Linked DNA regions of Homo sapiens: all the other regions are linked to region 1. A link is a loop called in an ENCODE intact Hi-C map of the cell type or tissue named here. Cell type or tissue: ascending aorta. All regions are shown on one strand. Region 1 overlaps ZFHX3 (zinc finger homeobox 3). Region 2 has its middle 60 kb from the start of ZFHX3-AS3. Region 3 overlaps LOC102723876 (a long non-coding RNA gene).

What was found. Hi-C counts contacts between places; a loop is a spot of excess contacts. Peaks named below come from ENCODE experiments on the same cell type or tissue, not always from the same donor. Only the 100,000 strongest peaks of a DNase experiment are listed, where the experiment ranks them.
Region 2: a loop joins it to region 1, with 4 times the contacts of the local background. A loop is called at or near these places in 20 of 110 quality-filtered maps.
Region 3: a loop joins it to region 1, with 10 times the contacts of the local background. A loop is called at or near these places in 2 of 110 quality-filtered maps.

Annotation. Positions count from the first base shown.
Region 1 is chr16:72,843,120-72,851,119 of GRCh38, forward strand. The region is part of intron 4 of ZFHX3 (zinc finger homeobox 3); the gene reads right to left. Among named protein-coding and RNA genes, the nearest start is that of ZFHX3-AS1, 180 kb to the left of the region's middle. RefSeq lists an enhancer at 2,293-2,792 and a silencer at 4,195-4,254. In ascending aorta, a CTCF peak has its summit at 4,198 (motif pointing left); DNase peaks (open chromatin) are centred at 5,752, 6,042, 7,552, 7,852 and 3 weaker places; H3K4me3 peaks cover 2,726 bases; H3K27ac peaks cover 7,276 bases.
Region 2 is chr16:73,168,781-73,176,780 of GRCh38, forward strand. It overlaps a transcript of ZFHX3 not described here. Among named protein-coding and RNA genes, the nearest start is that of ZFHX3-AS3, 60 kb to the right of the region's middle. RefSeq lists enhancers at 1,616-2,117, 2,118-2,617, 2,688-3,537. In ascending aorta, CTCF peaks have their summits at 4,124, 4,326 and 7,921; DNase peaks (open chromatin) are centred at 3,531, 3,951, 4,934 and 7,981; H3K4me3 peaks cover 1,684 bases; H3K27ac peaks cover 4,523 bases.
Region 3 is chr16:73,765,891-73,773,890 of GRCh38, forward strand. It overlaps LOC102723876 (a long non-coding RNA gene), which reads left to right. Exons shown (of 3, transcript XR_001752375.2): 3 at 509-640. It also overlaps a transcript of ZFHX3 not described here. Among named protein-coding and RNA genes, the nearest start is that of TRK-TTT1-1, 290 kb to the left of the region's middle. In ascending aorta, no CTCF peak of the experiment used is centred here; DNase peaks (open chromatin) are centred at 3,231 and 5,449; H3K27ac peaks cover 7,621 bases.

The DNA.
Region 1 (8,000 bases):
TTCTACCTGTGTTTTGAGGTATTTGGGGGAGCTGACCACAAGTACCTCAATTTTACAGACTAGGAGACCAGGGATTGGAGCAGGATAGGGCTCCAAAGCCACACAGTGGGGCCAGGCACAGTGGCTCACACCTGTAATCTCAGCACTTTGGGAGGCCAAGGCAGGCAGATCATGAGGTCAGGAGATCGAGACCATCCTGGCTAACACGGTGAAACCCCGTCTCTACTAAAAAATACAAAAAATTAGCCGGGCGTGGTGGCGGGCGCCTGTAGTCCCAGCTACTTGGGAGGCTGAGGCAGGAGAATGGCGTGAACCCGGGAGACGGAGCTTGCAGTGAGCCGAGATCCCGCCACTGCACTCCATCCAGCCTGGGCGACAGAGCGAGACTCCGTCTAAAAAAAAAAAAAAAAAAAAAAAAAAGCCACACAGTGAGGAAACCTGAAGGAGGGTGTCTAAAGGAGGATGAAGGCCATCAGCTGTGTAGGGAAGAAGTGCTCGGGGTGACGCTTACACAGTCAAACAAGACAGAAGCCATGGGCAGTGTGGGCGGTGCAGCCTCACACCCTGCTCCCTGGGTGCTGGCTCTGCGGGAATCTTCCCTCCATCAAGGTGGTGATGTTGAGGCAGGTGGATTCTAATAATGGTACCATAGTTGTTCAAAGCAATGCCTAATTTTTCTTTACAGTTTAAGACAAATGGCATGGCAAGGATAAAAAATGAACTCACCAAAACCAAAGCAAACCCCACGATACACAAAACAAAACCAGCCAATCCTGTTTCCAGGCACCTGGTACCCTGTTAACTTCCTGCCCAGTGGCAACATGAAGCCCCAAATAAAAGCATCACATTTAAAGAAAGGACAAGACACAGCTCTCTCTCCCCCTCTCCTACATCCGCACACACTCACCCACTCACTCACATACTCCTCCCCTCCATGCTCTTTTCTGGAAAGGGGGGAATCCCAGAAGTACTGCTCCCAAATGGCTTGGGGCAGAGCTCATCATCGATATTCTGGATCAGGGTGAGGTCCAAGGCACTGCTGACAGGGTTGCTGTCACAGCCCCGAATCCCAGCCACAGAGAACTAGCAAAAGCCAAGTAATTGCTTTTTCCCCTTCCACTAATAAGCTTTTCAGCAGAGGAAGAATTCAGCTTCCTGTAGTCAACAGACCCTTTTTTCCCTGCCTCTCCTCGCTCCAAATAATCTAAAGTGACTGCAATTTCAGTCCTGGCTCTCCAGCATTCAGCTCCAATGGCTGAGGTCAGAGGGTGTCAAGTGAGGGCTCTCCATTTCTTTTCTACTCTGCCTTCACACCGCCCATGTTTCTTTGTAACTGAGGCAACCTGCCTCCCTCGCCCAACCATCACATGCACCCCCAGCACACAGCACACAGACCTCACATTCCAGGAAATGTATTTTAAGGCCCAAAACACACTGGGGCTCAGGAGTGGTGGTGGGGGGGTGGGTGTCCCTTTGCTGTAAACAACTAATAATGACTGACCTCAGATGCTCTGGTGACCAGAGCAGCTGATATCCCCGTTCTTAGAAAATGCACCGCAGCAGGACATTGGCTTAGAGGTCGTTAAACCATGTGGCTGGTTGTGCGGTTTTTGGTTTAGTTTTATGCAAATGACTCTGGTTCCTAAATTCTTAAGATCTTGCTATGCATTTGTGGCATTGGTATCTTCAGGCCTGGCTCTGTGTCGAATGAGAGGCAAGTAGACTGCCCCGAAAACCCTGCCCCGCCCCCTCCCCTTCCTCATTTCCGAGATGAATGAAATGCTATTTCAATTAAGTCCTGTAGTAACAGTGCTCCCCTTCCCTGCCTTCATAGAGAGCTAAGCCGAGAGCACAGACAGAACTGAAGGTGAACAAACAAAGGGAAATGGAATGAATGAGAGAATGAACAGGTGCATGAGGGGAACGAGGGAGGCCCCGGCAGGTTCCTGCTCCTCCGTGTGGCGGAAAAGAGGGCAAGGTGCGGACACCAGAGGCTTGCTTCTGGAAAAGCAGCTCCAAGCGGGGGAAACAGAGGCAGCACTGCGGAGATGAGGCACACTTCTTCCTCCCCCTGCGCCCAGTGCTTGTGAAGGTCTGGAAGGGAAGGAAAGAAGGGGAGATGCACCTGAGAAAACACTGGAACCCCCTCCCCCTGCCACCACACACACGCCTAGAGGACGCACACTCCTGGCTGCAGCCCGGCCTGTGATGGGAATTTATTTCCCTCAATTATGTGCTCTTGTCCCCAGTCTCAGTTCATCAGCACAGTGCAGCCAAGTCAATGAAAGGCTCCATAATGAAGTCATCGCATGCACAGGGACATCCCGGCACCTGCCCGCTGGGCTGGCAGGGCTGCAGCCACGCCCGGCCCTGAACCAGGCCTGCGTGGGCTCTCCGCCCCCAACTCACATCACTGCCCCACGCCACGTGCTCCCACGCTCTGTGTCACGGCACCCCCGTCCTGCCCCAGGAGCCTGTGTTCTGGCTGCCATCTTCTTTGCCCCAATCCCAAATGTTCTGACCGCAAAGCATCTGTGACCCAGACCAATCAGTACAAAACACTGACGACTTTCCCTTTCTCCTGCCTGTGTAGACCCCTTCACCACCAAGAGCCTGATCACAAAAACCAATACCACGCGCCTGGAAAGCCTCCATTGGCTTAAGTCATTAGCAAGTATCTAACAATAGCAACACAATCATCACTCAGCTGAAGTAGATAGTATTAGGACTCTCATTTCACAGATGAGGCTCAGAGAGGTTAAATTACTGGTGAAGGTCACATAGCTAGGAGGTGACAGCTGATGCCAAGGACCATATGCTTAATGGCTACCTCTAGAGGCACCAACCATGGTGGCCTTCACAGGAGAACACACACTTGTGCTTGTGCTGTCTGTCCATCCATCCGCCCACCCATCACATATCCATGTGGCACCTACCCCAGGCATTGACAACACGGCTGTGAACACAACAGGAAAGCCCCTGCTCTCATGGGGCAGGGGCAGGAAGGAGTGGGGAGAGTAAAACACAGTAAGCAGCTCAGTAAGTGAGCATATTCTAAGTCAGAGGCTGCTAAGGGTCAACGATAAAGTAGAAAAAGGAATCCAGGGAGTTCCTTAACATGGGAAGCTCAGAGAGGGTGGCATTTGCACACAGACCTGGAAGAAGTGAGAGTGTGAGCCACAGGAGGCTCACATGGCAGAGGCATGGCACGTGCAAAGACCCAGGGCACAGAAGGAGGGCTGGCCTGCTGGAAGAGCGCTGAGCGCTAAGCAGGGAGAGAAGGGACAAGGCAGGGGATAAGCTCAGAGAGGTCTTGGGCAGCATCCTGTAGGCCTTGCTACCCACTGCAGGCCACGGGCACTGTGAGCATGAAAGGTACCTTTGAGAAAGTCAGAACAAGGTGCTCCTCCAGCACCTCTTCCTCTGGGCACATATGGTCCTGAGACCCACCACTCCCTCTGCTGGGTAAGGTAGTGTCTGGGATGGACTGCAGTCTTTATGCATCCCCCTTAGCAGAGAACTGTTTGTGTGGGGGACAACCTGCACGGCTTTAGCTGGTGGCCCCGGCAGGGATTTCCAGTAGAAAAACTCCTGTCTTTCCCTAAACATGCATGTGCAATATATCAGTGCAGATACGGATGTGGCTGCAGATACAGATAAAATCTCTTTGAACCTTTCCATTTACTGGGGGCTGGCAGGGGTGGGGGTAGAGCTGGCCTCACGGTGAAGAAACACAAAGAGGGGAAGCGGACCAGTGGCTATCCTTTGCCATGGGCGGTGCTGCAGCACTTGGACAGTCTGGACGCCCATAAACCAAAGGACCCATCTGACCATCGTGCTCTGAAGCCTCTCCCTGAGAAGAGGACAGGGCAGCACCAAGACTGGGGTGAAGGACTCAAGGCTCAGAATGGCAAATGCAGAAATTAGTTACTGCGGTGCAAATGCAGAAATTAGTTACTGACTGTTCTGCATGTCCCTTCTATGGAAATGCATTGTCCCTGCACCTAAATGTATTTCAGTGGACTTTGTAAATTTAAAAGCCATAGAAAACTATGTGACCTCGGCAGGGCTATTTTAAGCTAGCACTTCCTAGTACAAAATGAATTTGGTATTGAGGATGAAGGGGGGACTTTATTTTTCTCAAATTGGCTGTTGTAGAAGAAAGTCTGCTCAACTCAGCACTACCTAAGACGTGTCTCCCCCTAGTGACACGCAGACCTCTCTGCTACTGGTGCCACCACCCTGCAGTCTCAGGGCTGGAGCAAGGCAGCTAGGTGCAGGCAGGCAGCATTAGTTCTGCAGGCTGCATCTGGCCCTGAACCTAGGACCAGCCATCTCTTGGTACCCTGGGAGCTCCAAGAAACTCAGTGGTCAGGCCCCGGAGTGTTCCAGGTTTTGCTGCAATGTTAAGAAGTGAGCCCGGAGCACCCCCAGGGCAGCTGATCCACACACAGCTTCCGCAGCCAAGGGAAAAGAGGGGATGGATGGAGGCCAGGATAAAGAAGGGGAGGGGTGGCAGGTAAAGGGAATCTCCCCAGAGGAGTGAATTCCTTTCCAGGCTTGCTGGGGACCCAACAGGGACACCCCAAAAGGCAAGGCCTAAAGCCAGAGCAAAAACAAGCAGACGCAAAGCAGGGGAGAGTAAGCGATGGGCGAAGACATAAAAGCCCAAAGATGAGAGCTGAATGGAACAGGAAGCAAACCAGGGCCAAACCCATCACGGCTTAAAGCAAACGTTAATGTAGGTTCCACATTGATCTGAAGCCCGAGGGGGAGGAGGCTGGGTGCAGCCAGGCTCCTCCCCTCCTCCATCTCATTCCATTCACATCATCAGGAGAACTGTGTTTTGGGGAAGGGGTCAGGACAATGATTGGAGCCTGAACTTAGCTGCTGCCTTTTACAGTAGCTTCCCAGAATAAACTGCCCCAAGACTTCATCCATCACCAAAAAAGGCAACTGTAAAAACACAGGTCGCCAGCCCCTTGCCTCACACCAGCACAGTGGCCCTCCCTCCGCTCCTGGGGATGGGGGTGCTGAGGGGGAATGGAGGGCAGGCGCTCAGGCCTGGCACTAATTGCTCTTGGGGATGCTGTGTGGTGTGGGGGCTGTTCCCTGCGCTAAGCAGTTAGGAACTTCCTAAATCATTAACCTTTCTCGGAGCGCATTGTACTGGGAGGTGCTCCCTCTGCAGCCTATTCACGAGCCCTATTGATCTGCCGCACACTCGGTGCCTTCAAAGTTGTTTATGATCAATATGCAAATTGCCCATGGCATTGATCTAGTATTAATTTTCAATTAGGGAATCCACAAGGGGTCTCTGAGGGTCAATACCTAACAATGCAAAGGAAACTCCGCTGTGGAGTATCAGGCCTGATGCTGATAAAAGCTTCCTAAGCCTCCTCCTCAACAGTTCCAGGCCCTCTGGGCTGTCACCTTCACTGTGGCTCATTTGGTTCCCTCCTAAGTCAGACCCCTTCGGCGGCCTCCCAGGCTGGGTCTGCGGCCATCACCCTGTGCCCCCCCTCCCACCCCCTATGCCACTGGAACACCTCCTGGCCTGCCAGTGCCTGCCCCTCTTGCCCGCCCTCCTGATCAGATGCCCCCAGACATGCCTCCTCATCTCCCCATGCCACGCCCAGACCCAGGACCACTCTCTCCCCCAGCTCCCCAACCACACATACCTTCTTCCTCCCTCTTTCCCTTTCCCTCGTTTCTGCTTAGTCACGGAACGTCACCTTGGCATGCTGCCACGGCTGGAGCTGGCGAGCTGCACGGTCCCCAGAAATCTCAGGCAGGCAGGCAGAGCGCCGGGCTGCCAGGTTATGCTTGGCAAACAACCCACTGATGTCATTTCAAAAAACCAGGGGGGAAGGAAAAAGGCACAGCTTCAAATCATCTGTTTCTCCTTCTTTCTTTCGTCTAGCAAAATTTTTCTTCCTAATGAAGCCCGGGGGTGGGGGATGTTAATTACTTTACCACTCACTCATGGTTCCCAGAAGAGGCCAACGCCCGCCCTCCAGGAGCACAGGGCAGTGCGTGTGAGCCACTGACGGAGAGTGTCCCTGGGGACAGTGTGCCCAGCTGGGACTGGAATGACCCGGGAACTCAGTCATTCCATTTACGCCCCTAACAGCCCCTGAGAGACTTGCGTGGGAAAGCTCTGCAGCCAGAGGAGCTGCAAGAGAAAAACGTGGCTTGGTCTCCTCCCAGCAGGTAGGGGGACAAAAGCAGGGCTCAGCCATACTCCAGCCTGGGGCCCAGCCGGCTCAGCCTGACTTCTCTCTCTGCCAGGAGGTTGAAATGTGCTTACGTTTGGAATAAACCTGCCTGAAGATGAGGCCACGATCCTGCCAAGATGGTGCCCACGATCCTGCCTAAGTCCCAACCCATGCCCTGCCCACTTTCCACACTGCCACTCATGGCACTAACCAGTGCATTAGCTAGCCAGGCTAATAGGTTTATGGATAACATTAATTACCACGTTCCTCATTAATGGATGAAATCTTTATTGGTGCCATTGATCAGCGGACTTGTTAGCTGGCCTCCTAACCAATGGCGGATGTAACAAGCGTTCTTATTGGCATATCAATTAATGCAATCAATTCCTGGCCAACGGCTGCCATTCACTTCCCTGGTTGTTCGAGAGTAGGAGACAGAGCCCTGTCAAGAGTGCCTTTACTTAGAGCTCCAGCTCTCAGCTGACTTCCAGGTGGGCTCTCTGCCACTTGGAGTTCACCTACCAAAAAAAAAAAAAAAAAAAAAAAAAAAAAAAAAAAAAAAAAAAAAAATTCACACCTACCCTTCCATCTGAAAATCACCTTTCCGTGTTCCAGTGATGACAAAAGTGCTAAGCTACGTCAGGGGACATAAGCTGAAAGAAAAGGTGGGAACGGTCGGGGGACTGTCAGAGCAAACAAGAGGATTAGAGAAATCAGATGTTTCTAGGTTAGGCACTGATAGAAATGATTCAGGCCCCAGACTGGACTAGGGACAACACTCCAGATGGGACCAGCCTGAAAACACAAGCCACAGCCATCATCAGCCCTCTGCCCACCCTGGGGAAGCCTTCCTGACCCCAGCCTCCCCAAGCCACAGTCACACCTACTGTCACACCTACAAAGTCACACCCACCAGTGTCTACCTCACTTAGCACTTCAGACCACAGGTCCCACATGGAAACATCACCTGCCCATCTTCACTCCTACGCTTCAGTACGGAAAAGGACTTACCACAGGACGAACGACCATCCCACTGTCACTACCAAGTGTGCAGTAAATCTGTGCACACAAGTGCTATTTTCATGTGTGTTGAAATACACATAGTCAATCATTTCAACAGCACTTATATCACTGTAGAGTCGAAGTTGGGGAAAAAATTTCTCTGGGCAGCGAGAAGTTTTTAGGGACATTGATTAGAGGAGGCTCAAGGAACTGGGGATATAGGGTGGGTCCACAGAACCATGGACCATGGTAGAGCTGGACTACTGATGACCAGTGATCACCAGGGCATTAACACCAGAGCAAAGAGGCCGGGCTCGCCAGGCCCACAGCTTTGGGAGGAAACGTGGAGGATGCCTCCCCCTAAGATGTGCTTTGGGCTCAAAGGATTGACTGGAGTTTGCCCCAGATGGGAGCAGCTTGAAATATTATTCCAGATTTGTTTCTAAAAGCCTAAAATTAAAAAAAATAATAAATCAAAAAAGGAAGAAAAATCACTACTCAATGATGCTAGAGCTATTAATAAACTCTGCAAGCAGGAACATTTGACTCAAGGGGAGGGGGTGCAAGCAACGAAAACTGGTGGGAAGCAGATGGGGTTGGGGGGAGAAAGTAGCTTTGGGCCAAGTGGTGACAGGGCCCAGGAGCCTGACTGAGGCTGCGGTGCAGGGACATAATTCTCAGCGTCTGAAAGCATGGCTCGGGGTTTCTAGGATAAACAGCAGAAATATTTCCTTTCACTTATAAATAGAAAGTGCCATTTTTTTCCACATGGAACGTCAT
Region 2 (8,000 bases), 330 kb after region 1:
CTGCCCTCTGGGTTTCAGCAATACCGACCGTCCACTCCGCTTTACACCTCTGCTCCCTTTCAAGTCACCTCCTTGTCCACATCTATGACCCTTGAGAGCATGGCACCCTTTAGTTTTGCTGACTGCCATCTTCCCTTGCTACTTCAAAATGCTTCTGAAAATGCATTTTCTCCCTTATCTGCGACTCCAAACTTCATTCAGCTTATATTTCAGAATTATTTTTAGAACTATTGTTTGGTTCAGCATATTAGAATCCTATCTTTGAGAAAGGTGCAATAAGGTTAGGGTGTTGAAATTGGAGGATATTTGTGAGGGTACCTGGCACATGCCTGGTACATAGAAGACACCTACTAAAGTTCACTTATTTGTTCATTGATACCTTCATTTGTTCAATGCATATTGAATGCCTAATACATAAAACGATTACATGGTAACAATGCCTTGAGTCATGCTAGGTGGTGGGGATTCAGATATGAGAGATTTGCTGAAATAGACTAAGGGCATACTCTGAACTTTTCCTACATTTCAAGCAGAGCTAACCAACAATCTAGAATGTTGGTATTATGAATCTCTTGTATTATTTTTAATGCAGGTTATAAATATGTAGGCCTGAAAGTCATATCTCATGGTATGACCTCACGGTATGACTTTCACTTCTGGGCAGTATCTGGGCAACATGGTGAAACCCCGTCTCTACTAAAATCCAAAAAAATTAGCTGGGTGTGGTGGCGTGTGCCTGTAATCCCAGCTACTCAGGAGGCTGAGTCAGGAGAATCACTTGAACCTGGGAGGCAGAGGTTGCAGCGAGGCAGAGGTTGCAGTGAGCCAAGATTGTGCCACTGCACTCCAGCCTGGGCGACAGAGTGAGACGATGTCTCAAAAAAGGAAAAAAAAAAAAAAGTAACTAGTGAGGGAAATCTTCTTTTGGCATAGAAGTGAAATATTTCAGTAAAGTATCAAGGTTATGCCCAGTATGGTGGAGACGCATGGATTCTTGATATTAATGGATGACAGACATTCTTTGCCTACCTCTAGTAATCCTTCAGGTCTTAGATCAAAGCTGTTTTTTCTTGAGGGGGGCTTTCTCTGACCCACCCAATTGTAAATTAGGTACCCCTGTTGTAGGTTCTCTCCTACTCTGTACTCTTCCTTTGCTGCATTTATTACAATTGGTAGTTGCATATTTATTGTGTGATTATCCATTGAATGTCTGTCTCCCTTAGGACACTGTAAGCTCCATGGAGGCAGGGGCCATATCCATTCTGTTCAATACTCAATACCCAATCTCCAGCACAGCACCTGGCACATGGTAGGCACTCAGTAACACTTGTGGGATGATTATTAATGTCCTGATGCTAACTGCGAAAGTGCAGACAGTCCATAAATTGTTCATTTACTTTGGAATCAGCTGTGTAACTTTTTGAAGCATCTTCCTTTCACTAGTTTTTTTTTTTTTTTTTTTTTTTTTGAGACATAGCTCCACTTTGTCACCCACGTTGGAGTGCAGTGCCACGATCTCGGCTCACTGCAACCTCCACCTCCCGGGTTCAAACGATTCTCATGCCTCAGCCTCCTGAGTAGCTGGGACTACAGTCACATGTCACCAGACCCAGCTAATTTGTTTATTTTGGTAGAGACAGGGTTTCAACATGTAGGCTAGGCTGGTCTCGAACTCCTGACCTCAGGTGATCCGCCTGCCTCGGCCTCTCAAAGTGCTGGGATTACAGGAGTGAGCCACCGTGCCCAGCCCTCACTAGTTACTCTGATGCAGGTTATTGTTGAAATAGTTTGGGTGTTCACTGGCCAGCTGGGAAGAAGCGGACAGAAACAGTTGCTTGCTTTTTGCCCCCAGGACAGCTTTGCTGATGGGGCTGGCAGAAGATATGCTGAGCTAGGAAAGGTCAAATCATCAGAGAGTCTGGGAGGTGGGAAAAGCTGGACAAAGGAAAAGAATGACCTCGGGATCTTCCTGTCTGTACTTCCTGTCTCCCCAGGAAGTGTCAGTCAGAGATTTTCAGGAAAGGGTGTTGTCATGGAAACCTGAATTGGCTCTTCCCCTCCAGGCTGTATGGGGACAAGTGCCCTCATGTGCCCCAGCTGTCCCCAGGCTTGTGGAAGAGGGCAGTCAGTTTGAGTTTTCCGACGCACCGTGGAAAATCCAGAGCCGACAATGTCTGGGACTACAGAACCGGCGACAGCGTGCGGCAGGGATTCAAGTCCAGAATGCGGTGGAACCTGTTATGAACTAATTAAAATTTAATCTGCTAAAGCCATTTTCTCCATCATTTGGGAACCCTCTCTTGACTTCAGCAAGTTCCAAAGAGCCTCTCAAATAGAGGATGCTGTATTTTTGCACTTTTTTTCTCTGTGTATTAGATTTCATCCCCCCAAAAAAGCCCTTTTTAAAAAGGGATTCTAGATAGAGTAGCCATATAATTTATCATCCAAACTGGGACGCTTTTGAGAGTGAAAAGAAGTGCTATTAATAATTACTCTGGGATAATAGATACAAACTGGGCTGTTCCGGGGAAATGCCGAGGTATCTTCAAGGAAACTGTAGGGTCAGGCACCGATCAAATGCATCCACTGGGCTGAAAGCCTCAGGCAGAAGGAGCTCTGTCTGTGTGACTCTTGTGCCTTGGATAGTGCTTGGTCTACAGTGAATGTGTAAATCCACAGTTGTCCTGGGTGTGCCTTCTGAACAGAAAATGGCGGGGGGGGCGGGGTGGGGGGCGGGCAGAGTGAACCCAGACGTTCCTTGCAATTTCACAGCCGCAAAGGGGAATCTGTGTTCCTGCAGCGCAGGCAGGTACACGATGCATAAGCGTCTGTGTATTCTGTGTTTACTGATTCCTAACTGTTAGCAGTTAATTGCCATCTGTTGACACACCCTGAGGGGGAATGTTAAGCAGTTCTCGACATCTGCATATATATTCTCTGCCTACATATTTTACTAACTCTTGTTTATGGGACCCATTTCCTCAAATCCATGCTACTGTGCCCCTGATTTTGTAACATACACGTACCCGGTGTCAACCTTTGGGGTTGAATGGGCAAAAATGCCCTCCTCAACTGTTCCCAACACAAAGAAATACTAAATGCTTGAGATGATGGCTACCCTAAATACCCTAATTTGATCATTACACATTATATCAAAATATCACACCTACCCCATCAATATGCACAATGATTATGTATCAATAAAAAAATGGGAAAAAATTCCCTTTTGGGTCCGCCAGAGATGCTGACTGCAGACCGGGTCCTGCCCAGACTCGCCAGCCACTCCATTTCCCACCCCTCCTCCACCCGCCTGCCGGGTCCTTCAGGAAGAGTGAAATGGTCCATTGATCCCTGAGGAGGAAAAGAGCATGTTCGGCCTTTTGAGAGGTTATGGACACTCTGAGTGACACCCGAGCCCAAGCCTCCAACAGCAAGTCCGGCAGCCCCGGGGTGCAGGGGCGAGGCCCGGCCTTGTCTCTGCCATCCACGTGTAATCTGGCCCTGAAACTGACCAGCTCCGACGCCCTCCTTCCTCCTGCCCGCCAGGCGCTTCGTGTTCTTCCCATGTCTTGGGAGAGATCCGTCTCCTTTGACAGACTCAAGATTCCAGGCCGAACTTTCCCATGCCACCGTCCCTCAAAATAGCCCCAGCCGAGCTGTATTTATAGCCGTGTGAGACTCTAATGGGCCAATTTGTTTGAATTTCCACTGCTTTTGTGTTGAACTTACCCCTCTCCTGTGGGCAGTCTCTTCAGGCCTTTATTGATGGGGTGTGTGAGGATGGCGTAGGCCGTGTTCAAGATGGTAGCTCTATAGAGCGTGGGGGCTGTTTTGCATATTTACTGTTCTTTAAAGCCGGTTTTTTGAGAGAGAGAAAGAGACAGAGAAAGAGGTTTCTGTAAGTAGCCCGGACAATGAGAACAAGACCGGCTGTATGCCAAGCACGGGATCCCGGCCAAAACACATATCATTAGCTTGGACCAGCTATAAGCAAGGAAATGAGAAACATATGCTAGGAGCAAGGTTAGGAGTGAAGGACCATGGGTCATTGACAGTCGCCCTAAAACTTTTCCCTTGTTCTTCAGCTGTGGCCTGGCGGTGTCAAATGTCATTTCGACTGCCTTGATTTCTCATGGTGGGGCTGCCTGTGGTTTTTTTTTTTTTTTTTCTTTCTTTCTTTCTCCCCCTGCTGTTTCCTGATGGGACTGTTTTTTTGTTTTTTTTTTTGTTTTTTTTTTTTTTTTTTGGGAGGGGAAAAGAGAACAGTCAGGGAAGGGCTTATGTGATAGTTTTTCTCAGTTCTGGGAAAATAACCTTGTTTCCTGTGATGCACTCTTCAATTCCTCACTTTCTCTGAAGCAACGATGTCTCTGGGTTTTGGATCCATACTGGTTTGAGAGGGGAAGACTGAGGGGAGGCTTTTAAAGCAGTTCTTGCTGTTTCTTTCTTAAATATAATTAGATGCGCCTCATTACCTCACACTGAAGGACTTTTGTACTTTTTCGAGCTGTGTTTTCTGAGATCTTCCGTGGGCGACGGCTTGTCGTTTCCACTTGCAGTTAATTGCATTAGCAGGTATTTTCCCCCCGCCCCTCCCGCCCCGGCATATTTGTCCTCTCTTCTCGCTCTCCCCAAGATATCTGGAGTCGATTTTGCGAGTCCGAAGGCCACACCCAGGGAGTCTGCTTGTGCCTGAACGTGATGAAGGATCTGGATTCCTTTGGCCCTTCCCAGTTTCCCTTTCCTCCACCTCATTCTTTTTTCTTAAAGTCTTCCCCGGACAGTTTACTAACAATGCTCTGCTCTCTTGCACTCCAAGGTCAGGACCCCTGTTCCCTATAAAACCCAGATGAAGAACTGTATCCATGCAACTCAGAGGCGGTCCCTGGAGAGCATCCCATGTGGCTACTGTTCTGAAACGACCACAACCGCCCAGGAAACTCACCAGGCTCCGACACCCAGGTTTGGCCAAAGTCACAAGATAGCCACGGATATACCCTGCCATTCCCATGAAGGGAACGCTATAGAAGTGGGGGCGCAGGGCAGTTGCAAGCCTGTATGGCAGAAAGGGGAAGGAATAAAATGCTCTCCCATAAACCCCTTCGGACCTTCATTCCTTTAAGATTTAGGGAATGGTGTTGGGGTGGAACCATGTAAAATAATTAAAACATTCGGTCCCTGTTTATCTTTTGCTTCCTTCTCTGTGCCTTGTTCTGAAAATAAACTTTGCAGTTAGTTTCCGGGCTCCCAAAATTCCCAAGTGTGTGAGCGTCCTCAAGGCTTTGGGCAGAGTTAATGACCGGCTTGAGGTTCACTGGACGTGTTTCCCCCAGGCGAGCCACCTTTTTTTCCTTAACTTCAGTTTCTGGGTAGCAGATCTCTCTTCTCTGCATGGAGACCTTCCTGGTCACAGGAGGAAACCTCACTTGCTGATGCCTTCTAAGGCCTCAGTGGATCAGGAATGGGTGGTGTGTGTGTTCACACAAAACAACAACAACAACAACAACAACAACAACAACAACAACAACAAAAGGAGGAATAAGGGCTGCCAAACCGCAACATGCAGGCAACGGGCATTTAAGTTTTATATTGACAGCGAGGCAGGATCCTGGTCAGATACCTGAAACTCTTCCAATTTCAAGGAATCTATTCCGCGACTCTCTCTCTTCCCTGTCTTTAGTGGTAGAAGGGGGCTGGTATTAGGTTTGAGTTCACGTGTTTTCTTTTTGCATCCTCACTGCTTGGGCTGCCTCTCAAATCTCCACACAGCCAAAACCTGCCTCCAACCCACCATTTCCTGTCATCTCCTCCACTGTAACCCTCCTGGCCCAGTCACATCTCCTCTTGCTGGAAACCTGTAATGCCTTCTAAATGGTCCCCACACTCTTCTCCTGCCCCATTGCAGTCCGCTCATCAATGAGCGACCCAGAGGGATCCTTTAAAAACCCAAATCAGGGCCGAGCACAGTGGCTTATGCCTATAATCCTAGCATTCTGGGAGGCCGAGGTGGGTGGATCACTTGAGGTCAGGAGTTCAAGACCAGCCTGGGCAACATGGCAAAACCCCGTCTCTACTAAAAATACAAAAAAAAAAAAAAAAAAAAATTAGCCAGGCATGGCGGCACATGCTTGCAATCCCAGCTACTCGGGAGGCAGGAGAAACGCTTGAACCTGGGAGGTGGAGGCTGCAGTGAACCGAGATAGCGCCACTGCACTCCAGCCTGGGTGACAGAGCAAGACCCCCTCTCAAAACCAACCAACCAACCAACCAAATACCCAAATCAGATTAAGCCCATTTCCCTGCTGAAAACCCCACTTGGCCTGGTGTGGTGGCTTACACCTCTAATTCCAGCACTTTGGAAGGCTGAGGCGGGCGGATTACTTGAGGTCAGGAGTTCGAGACCAGCCTGGCCAACATGGTGAAACCCTGTCTCTACTAAAACTAAAAAAATTAGCTGGGCATAGTGGCTCATGCCTGTAATCCCAGCTACTTGAGATGCTGAGGCAGGAGAATCACTTGAACCCAGGAGGTGGAGGCTGCAGTGAGCTGAGATTGCACCACTGCACTCTAGCCTAGGCAACAGAGAGAGACTATGTCTCCAAAACAAACAAACAAACAAACAAAAAAACCACTGGTGGCCCCTGCCTGCTTCTCCAACTTGGTCTTGAGCCATCTCCCCTTCACCTTTTATGTTCCAGCCACACTAGCCTCATTTTCATCACCAGTAGAGTGAGGATGTAACAACGCCTGCTCAGAGGGCTGGGAGGAGTAAGTGCATTAACACACACAAAACATCTAGACCAGGGTCTGGCCATGATAGGTGCTCGATAAAGGGAAGTGCCATTAACAGTTTACTTCTTTGAATTTGCCAAGGACTTTTCCCGCTTCAAGACCTCACAAAAGCCTCTGTCACTTATCATTTCCCCTTTATATGGCTGGCTCTTTTTTATCCTTTGGGTTCAAGTTTACATGTTAACTCTTTAGAGATCTTCTCTAACCAGTCTATTCAAATACATTCCCAACGCTTGAACCCCCATTCCCATTATTTTCTCCTACAACACCCTGTCTGTTTCCTTCAAAGCACTTTTTCCAACTTGGGATGACAAATGATTTTTTACTTGGGGGGCAGGGCTATGTCTAATAATCTTATCCAGCACAAGGAATATTTGTGGAATGAATGCATAAATGAATGAATGTAACTCCTTACCTTTCTTCTGCTAATACCAGAGCCATCCCCAACCCACCTCGTCGGCTATGCCAATTCTCCTCTCCAAATCCTGTATTTACTTATTCTCTCATCCTTTGGCATTATTGACTCTCTGGTCTCTTGGCAATGGAAAAACCTCTAAACCATCTAGCACCGTCCCATCACTCTAGGAGGCTCACACTTTCATTTATATGTAAATGATAAATAATAGAATATGTAACGCCCAGAATAAGTTCAATGACTAATGACTCCTCATCTGCCAAGTCAGAAGGGTTTGGGGATGAATTAACTCATCAACTACCATTAAGAGATCAATGTCAATGCAATTACTCCATAAATATCCAAGATCAGGTATCTTACAGTGCTACCTGAAAGTCTCAAGTGATGATAGGAAGTCAAGTGCAGGTGAAAGCATAGTTCCCATTTTTGTTCCTTATCACCTCCCTTTATGTGAGTACACTGTATTATATTGAAGCTGAGTAACATGAGCTAAGGAGGAGTAACTTGACCTGTCCTCATGCATCTCTCTTTCTTGCTCTCTTAGCCAAGAATACCAAGATGGAAAATGCCCTCGGCTGAATTTTTTATTATTTATTGATTGATAGCCTTCTTCTTCTTCTCCTTTTTTTTTTTTTTTTCCTTAAACCTCCATGCACTTTGCTAATTACTTCTCTGGAAATCATTTCCCTTTACCATTCTCCAGAATGCTGCCACCTTTGGGAAGGAACGTGGCAGTGTGATAAAATGTAGGCTAGACAAGAGCTAAGAGTGGAAAAAAGTCTTCTTCTTGATG
Region 3 (8,000 bases), 920 kb after region 1:
CTTACGTGAGACTGGCTACTGTGACTGAGTTCTATGGATAGTGAGTAGAATAAAGCCTGAGGCTTACTCTCAGTTCATTTCAATACAGTTTCAGGTTTTGGGAATTGGGGAGAAAAGAAAAATTAAAACTCCTGACCTATCTAGTCCCTGGAGCAGAATTTTTTCACACAGATGCATCATATGGCATTGAAGAAAAGAGTTCTCCCAATCCCACCCCTTGCCCCCAGTAAAATCCGTTACGGAAAAAGCATTCTGTTCCAATGTCACTTTAGTCCCTCATAGTGACAGCGTGCATAAAATCCAGTTTTATAAAATTAGCTAAAATAAAACCATGCAGCAGCAACTTTTCTTAGGTAATGTAACCCCTACCTGTCCTCAAAGGCCTGTTGACTCCTTGTATCACAATTTTAAGATATTTTAACTTAAAATCTCTTGTTTCTTCTGCGAAATAAATGGCCCAGGTATATCGCCAGGGTGACTGCCTATACATCTCTCTTGGGTCTTTTAGGACATACTGGATCTTTCTGGGTATCATCAAACTTCTCCATCCAAGAATAAGGGACAGCAGCATCTCTTTGACATCCATAGCCCATTTCTGCTTTGCCAATATCACTTGTGCATCTGGGGCCACCAATGCATCCTATCCTAGCAAGTATCAATGGGAATAAAGAAGAAACTTAGAAAACGACAAAATTCAAGAAGAGCTGAAGCTCTGGAGCTAGCTTTGGTGGAGAAAGAATGATGCGGGATGTTGGACTAAGCGAGAAATGCATAAGAAGGTGAGTGGAAACATAACAGTCAGTCCAGCTGTTTAAAGCACCTATCACTCAGGACAGGACCGCAGACCAGAAGTGACATGGGTCCCCAGGAGTTGTCGCCACTCACTGTGCCCAGGTTAGCTGGCACTAAAGGAAGCTCATGGAAAATGATCTGATCTGAGAAAAGTGACTTAATTCCAAGCCATTCAAAATCATTATCTCAGAGGACATTTATGGTGTTAAGTATTAGATTGGTGCAAAGGTAATTGTGGGTTTTGCCATTACTTTTTTTTTTTTTTTTTTCCGAGATGGAGTCTTACTCTGTTGCCCAGGCTGGAGTGCACTGGCGCGATCTCAGCTCAGTGCAACCTCCACCTCCCGGATGCAAGCAATTCTCCTGCCTCAGCCTCCTGAGTAGCTGGGATTACAGGTGCCCATCACCACGCCTGGCTCATTTTTTGTATTTTTAGTAGAGATGGGGTTTCACCATGTTGGCCAGGATGGTTTCGAACTCCTGACCTCAAGTGATCTGCCCACTTCCACCTCCCAAAGTGCTGGGATCGCAGGTGTGAGCCACTGCGCCCAGCCTTTGCCACTACTTTTAATGGCAGAAACTGCAATTACCTTTGCACCAACCTAATATATCACTCTCCTTGTCCATAATAATGCTTTATCAAGAATACATTCATGCTCAGCAGAAGAATCTTCTCTTTATAAGGTAAAATTATTTGGATTTGAGGAAAAGTGATGAGGACCGCAGGTACCAGAAGCATCATGTTGTAAAGTAGAGAGTACTACATGAGAATTATAAGATTTGGAGATTATCCTTACTGTTTATTTCTCAGTTTTCTTGAGCTAAGAAAGAATAAACACAAAAGAAGAATTCTTTTTCTGACCTTCCCAAAATAGAAAACAAGATATATAATAGATGGTGATGTAGGTTTGTTTTCTTGTAATATTTTCCAGGGCAATTAAGAGAAATATATTACATAGTTCCAAGACCACGACCAGATTCTTGTGGATCTTCCTGTGTCCATTCTTTTCTCTCTTGTTTCTTTCAAATTCACCTAGAGGTACTGGGTCTCAGTTCTGCCATTTATGAGCTATGTGATCTGCGATGGGAGACTTAACCTCTGTGAGACCTGTAGTCTTACGTAATCAGCTGATAGTAGTACCCATTTGTACCAGTCAGAGCCCCAGCAGGAAGCAGATGGCACTCTCAAAATGATTTGAGATTGCAACAAAGGGACTAATTGCAAAGGTGAGGCAGAGTTTAAGGAAACAAGACAGGGTGAAGCACCTTAATGCTAGCAAACGTAGGGAGCTTTTACATCCCTAGATCTGAAGAGGCATGGCACACGGGTAATTCCTACAACCTTAGAAGAGTAGCCACATGAGAAGGGTACCAGAAAGGATTCAGGGCCTTCGGTCAAAGTGATGCTACCAACCCTTGGCCACTTACTGTGGAATAAACACCCCAACCTTTCCCTCCTATCACTCTCTAATCCAGTCTTGATCCAAAGACTGTGTTCCCTCTGTCTTAGATTATAAAGTTCAATCCCTTGATGGGACTTTTCTCCCATTTGTCAAATCCAGCTGGAAACCAGAAAGCAAGGAGACCCACTAACATGGCCTACTCTGGTCGGCCTCTGGGCACAAAGGAGGGTGAAGAAAGGATGGGAGCAGACATGGAGGCACCAATGGAAAGTACCAGAACACTTAAAAAATTGAACTTTTATGTTATTACTCAATGTTACTTTTATATTATTAATCAGTATTTACTGAGCCCAACCCCTATGATAGTTCTACAATGTATTACTCTTAAAATCTAAGCTAGACCTGAAATCCTATATTCTGTTTTAAGCTATTACCTCTCAATAGGAAAAGAGAGGTGTTGAGTGTCACCTTAATCCTTCCTGAGATAAACATTCAAATCAATCTCTCTACAGATTGCCCATAACCTTGTTCTTGTCTGTATTAATACATTCCTGTTGTCTGTCTTTATTTCTGTTTACACTATGTAAATGTTATAGAATCATCAAACTTTAGAAATAGATTTGAGATAACAGATTAAATTAGGGATACCAACTACTCTTTCATTCCACAGATATTTACTGAGCCTGGATTTTATCATCCATGCCAACTATAAGTGATGAGTAGTGGCGACCTACAGCATTGCACTGAGAGAAACTGAAAGCTGTACTCATACAAGCTAGGAAACTGACTATTCCAGCTGAGGGAAAGGAAGAGTGAACCCACATACCAGAAACCTACTTTATCTCGCCAAACACAAATATGGGATGCCTAGTTAAGTTTGAAGTTCAGATAAACAATGAATCATTTTTGGTACAAATATGCCCCATGCCATATTTGGGGCATGTACTTAAAAAATGATTCATTGTTTATCTGAAATTCGAACTAAACTGGGCATCCTGTATTTTTACTTGCTGAATCTGGCAAGCCTGACCCTGACCTTGGACAAGGTTCTTGGCTAACATTTCCACTTGGTAGACTGGGAATCTAAGACCCATAGACAGCAAGAAACTTTCCCAACTTTACACAGCTAGTTAAAACAGAATCAGAACTAGAAGTACTTTCTACTGTCACATATGGTGCCCCCTCTGACTTAGATCATAAACTTCATGAGGATTTAAGTAAATCTGTAAGCCACCTAGCAAACCCTTGCAAGCTGCTAGGCCCCTAACGAGCTCTTTCAGATTGATTGAAAATATGACCTGGAAAATGTCATAATGACATTTCATAATAGTGTTGTGTTAGTTTGTAATGTACAGTATATTACACAAATTCATCAAATGCTTGCAGAATTAATAGTACCATGCTACCATTCTTATACAAATTTTAATAGGAATGAGCATCTATATTTATATGCAGGAATTCCAGATTAGGCAGTTATTTGGTTTTCTACAAATACAGAAAATCAATGACAATCCAAAAACCTATTACAGCTAAAAAGTGACTTAAAATGTAAAATGGGAATTTCTACCTTTTTAACCACTGAAACTACTTCTTTATTGAAGCTGAAAGATATTTAAAAGGAAACACATTTTTTGCCGGAGATTTGTTGACATATCAACAACCCAGTTATCCTACAAATGTACCCAGGGTTCAGGACATGGAAGAATCCTAGGGTTATTACCCATAATCCCTATCCCTTTGAATTGCCCATTATTGAACCATTTATTTGGCTCCAGTGATAAACAGAACTCTCTCCCCACTGCACAGCTACAGCTCCAAAGGAAAAGATGGCTTAGGTGTGTGAATAAAGAAAGTAGTGATATTACATTGTTTATTATCATAGTGCACTCAGATGTGATGACTGACTACCATCCATGGTCGGCAGAATAATGGTCCCCTAAAGGTATCCACACCCTAATCCCTGAAATCTATGAATGTGTTACGTTACATGGCAAAGGAGAATTAAGGTGGCAGAAGGAATTGAGCTTGCTAATCAGATGACCTGATGATAGCGAGATTATTCTGGATGATTGCAATTGGTCCAGTGTAATCACAAAGGCCCATAAAGTGGAGTAGGGTGACTTAAGAATCAGAGTCAGAGTGATGTAATGTTAGAAATACTCTGCCAGCCATTGCTGGCTTTGAAAGTTGAAGGGAACCATGAGCCAAAGAATGGGGACAGTCACAGAAGGTGGAAAAAGAGAAGACACAGATTCTCCCACAGAGCCTCCAGAAAGAAACAATTTTCACCCACGAAGACCCATTTTGAACTTCTAAAGTCCAGAACTATATAAAATCATAAACTTGTATTGCCTTAAACCACTATGCTTATGGTAATTTGTTACAACCACCACAGAAATGAAAACACCACATTTCTAGGATGGTCAGTTATGTGTTAATATCAATGTCAAACAAAACATTTAGATAATAATATCACTCTCAAGCATAAGAGTCATAAAAAGTAAGATATTGAGATGATCAACCAAAATAAACAAGAAAATAGCATTGCTATCTGGAACAAGATAGTAGACATTTTCCAAGGATGAGGCCAAATAAGTGTAAATAGAAGCCCTAACATTTTCTTACGACATCTCCAATGAATTGTCTTCTGCACCCCTCAAAGTAGGAACATTCTGCTTTGAAGATGATCATGCTTGAAGCTACAATCTGTATCTGACGCATATTTCAACTTGTTCTCCAACATAGCTGCTGAGTTTAACACAAAGCCATATAGAGGTCATTTCTATAGAGCACAATAAATACCATTATGTGTTAGACGGATGGATGGATCACTTTTCTCCCCTTGCAAGGTAAGACATTGTCATGAAGAAGGTAAAGGACTGGGATTCAGGAGTCTGGTCTAGCTCCTAACTAGCTGTGAGATCTTGAGCAAGTCACTTCACATCTCTGGGCTTTGGTTTTCTCACTGTGAAAAATACAAGATGAGCTCTAAAGCTCCTTGGAACACAAAGGTCAAGGATGCTAGAGACTGGGGTGATGACGGGAAAATGCAGGAGATGATCAATTCAGAAAGTCCTTAGAAAACAGGCAAGGGGTGAATTCAAGCATTTTGATGATCCCTACCAATGTTACCACAGCCCTGCTTTGTCTATGTGGATTCAGTAGGGCCAGGATGAATCCTGGAAGTTTCCAAGTGGTACTACAGGATCATCTTCCCCTTAAGCAGGAGATCCTGGTGATGGCGCCCCAACAGCTGGCACCCTGGTCCCTGACTCAGCCTAACTCCCACAGCAGAGCTGGTCAGAAAAAACAAGCATGCAGATGAGGAGGGCATGGACAAATGAGGTCATACCACATGAAACTTCTAAACTCAGTGCCTATGTAAAGCAATGGTCAGTAAGGAATTTTCCTCATTGGCCTGCTTTGACAGGTCTGGAGAAATACCATGCTGAGGTCTTACCTTCCTCTGAGGCTGCTGCACACATGCGCCACAGCCAAAGGCAGATTCTGGCTCTATCAGACCAATTATTTCACAGGACATAAGAGTACCTAGTCTGATGTTCCTTTCATTTCCATTACTATCTCACTCAATCACTTCTGAATGTAGTGACAGGACTTGGCTTCCTTCCCTAGAGAACTCTGCTCACTGTCCAGTCCTTATTGCCTTAAAGAATTTTTTTTTTTTTTTTTACTAATGGCTACAATATTTTTTCTCGCTTCACTTTAGGCCATGGCTCCTGGTCCCTGCCATCCCGGAAGATGGTGACTAATCCTTTTCTCTCATTGATATGGTTACCCTGAAAGTATTTATAGACTGTGGTCACCTCCCCCACAGAGGCCTTTCTTCTGGGAGGATATAAATTACTTCTTCAGTCAGTCCACTCAAGTTTGTTCTCCCAACCTTCATATCATTTTTGTGGCCTTTCTTTTCTTTCTTCTACATTTTATTTCCCTCTTAAACTGTGGGGATGTGAGCCACAGCTAACTTTCCAGATGTGGTTAGAATCTTCTTGGGTGAGGCAGAACCATCCAGTTCTCCACCTCCACCCCCTCGCCACAGACCTTTCCTTTGAAAATGGAATTGGAATTGCTGTGTGTACTAGTCTGTTTTCACACTGCTGATACAGACATACCTGAGACTGGGCAATTTACAAAAGGAAGAGGTTTATTGGACTCACAGTTCCACATGGCCGGGGAGACCTCACATCATGGTGGAAGGCAAGGCGGAGCAAGTCACATCTTACGTGGATGGCAGCAGGCAAAGAGAGAGCTTGTGCAGATAAACTCCCCCTCATAAAACCATCAGATCTTGTAAGACTTACTTGCCATCACGCGAACAGCATGGGAAAGGCCTGCCCCCATGATTCAGTTACCTCCCACCAGGTAGCTCCCACAACATGTGAGAATTCAAGATGAGATTTAGGTGGGGACACAGCCAAACCATATCACTGTGCATACCTCGTTTGGGTGGTCATCTACTTTCTGCCGTAGGTGTCTTTCAGATATGTCCGTTCTGCAGTTAGCTAGTCTCCTTCTCACTTGGATCTTGGCTGTTTGAATCCCTGCCTGAGTAAGGAACTGTGTATTTAGCACAACTGCATCTCATCCTCGGCCTGCAGCTCCTGTCTCTCAATGGTATTCTTCACCTGGCCATTTGATTCTATAATAACTTCATATGGGGGGTGTGTGTTTCTGAGCTATCTAATCTGGCTGTCACTAAATACATATGCATAATTACTACCGCATATCAGACACTGTTCTTAGAAAATTCTTGCTTTGGGAGAATCTCCAGGCATCTTGAAAGACATGACTCATTTCCCACACTGCCACTACCTGCAGAGATCTCAGAGCATTTATTTCTAAACTCAGAAGCATTTGTTTTTGGTCTCAGCTCCAGGACTTGGCTGTGTCATGCTATCCTAGGTAGAGGATTTTGGGTCCTTAGACCCAGGCTGATCAGTGCAGGGGCTGTTAGCCACATGGGGCTACTCAAAGTTAATGAAATTAATCAGTAAATAAATGGAAATAAGACAAACAAAAATCAAATCAAGTTTAAAATTTGGTTCCTGGGTTTCACTAGCTACATCTCAAATGCTCAATGGCCACAGTGGCTAGTGGCTACCGTGTTGCACGGCACAGATATGGCACATTTCCACCATCACAGAAAGTTCTAGAGGAGGGTGCCACCCCAGGCAGCTGTGTCCCACAGTCTCCCTTTCTTTATGGTCCTCAGACCTCACCACCAGGCAGTAGTTCTCCCCATCCCTTGTGCTACATTTTCCATTATCATCAAACTGTTTGTATCAGTGGAGATGGAGAACAGATGGTCCTCACCTTTATGCATCCAACACACACTTACTGAGCTCCCAGTATGAGCCAGGCCCTGGTCCTGTCTCTGGGGATAAGCAGTGAATAAGGATCTGTCCACCTGAGGCTTCCATTCCAGTGGATGAGAGAAACAATTAACAAGTATCTACATAATAATGTGTCCGTGGAAAGCCCGAATGCAAGGAAAGGGACAGAGAGAGGGCCATCCGGGAAGGCCTGTCTCAGGTAGAGATATGTGAGCAAGCATTTGGGCACAGTGCAGAAGTGAACCACGTGACATTTCACATAATTTCAGTGTTAGTTATGTGAAGTTGTAAATAAAGCCATGGGTGTTGATGAAAACACCTAGGGGGCAAATGTAAAGAAAGGAGAGAAGGTTTAGAGCTCAGTACCAGGGGACTCCAACATTCCCTGGTACAACACTTCTAAAAAGTTGAAAAGAGGCCAGATGCAGTGGCTCATGCCTGTAAACCCAGC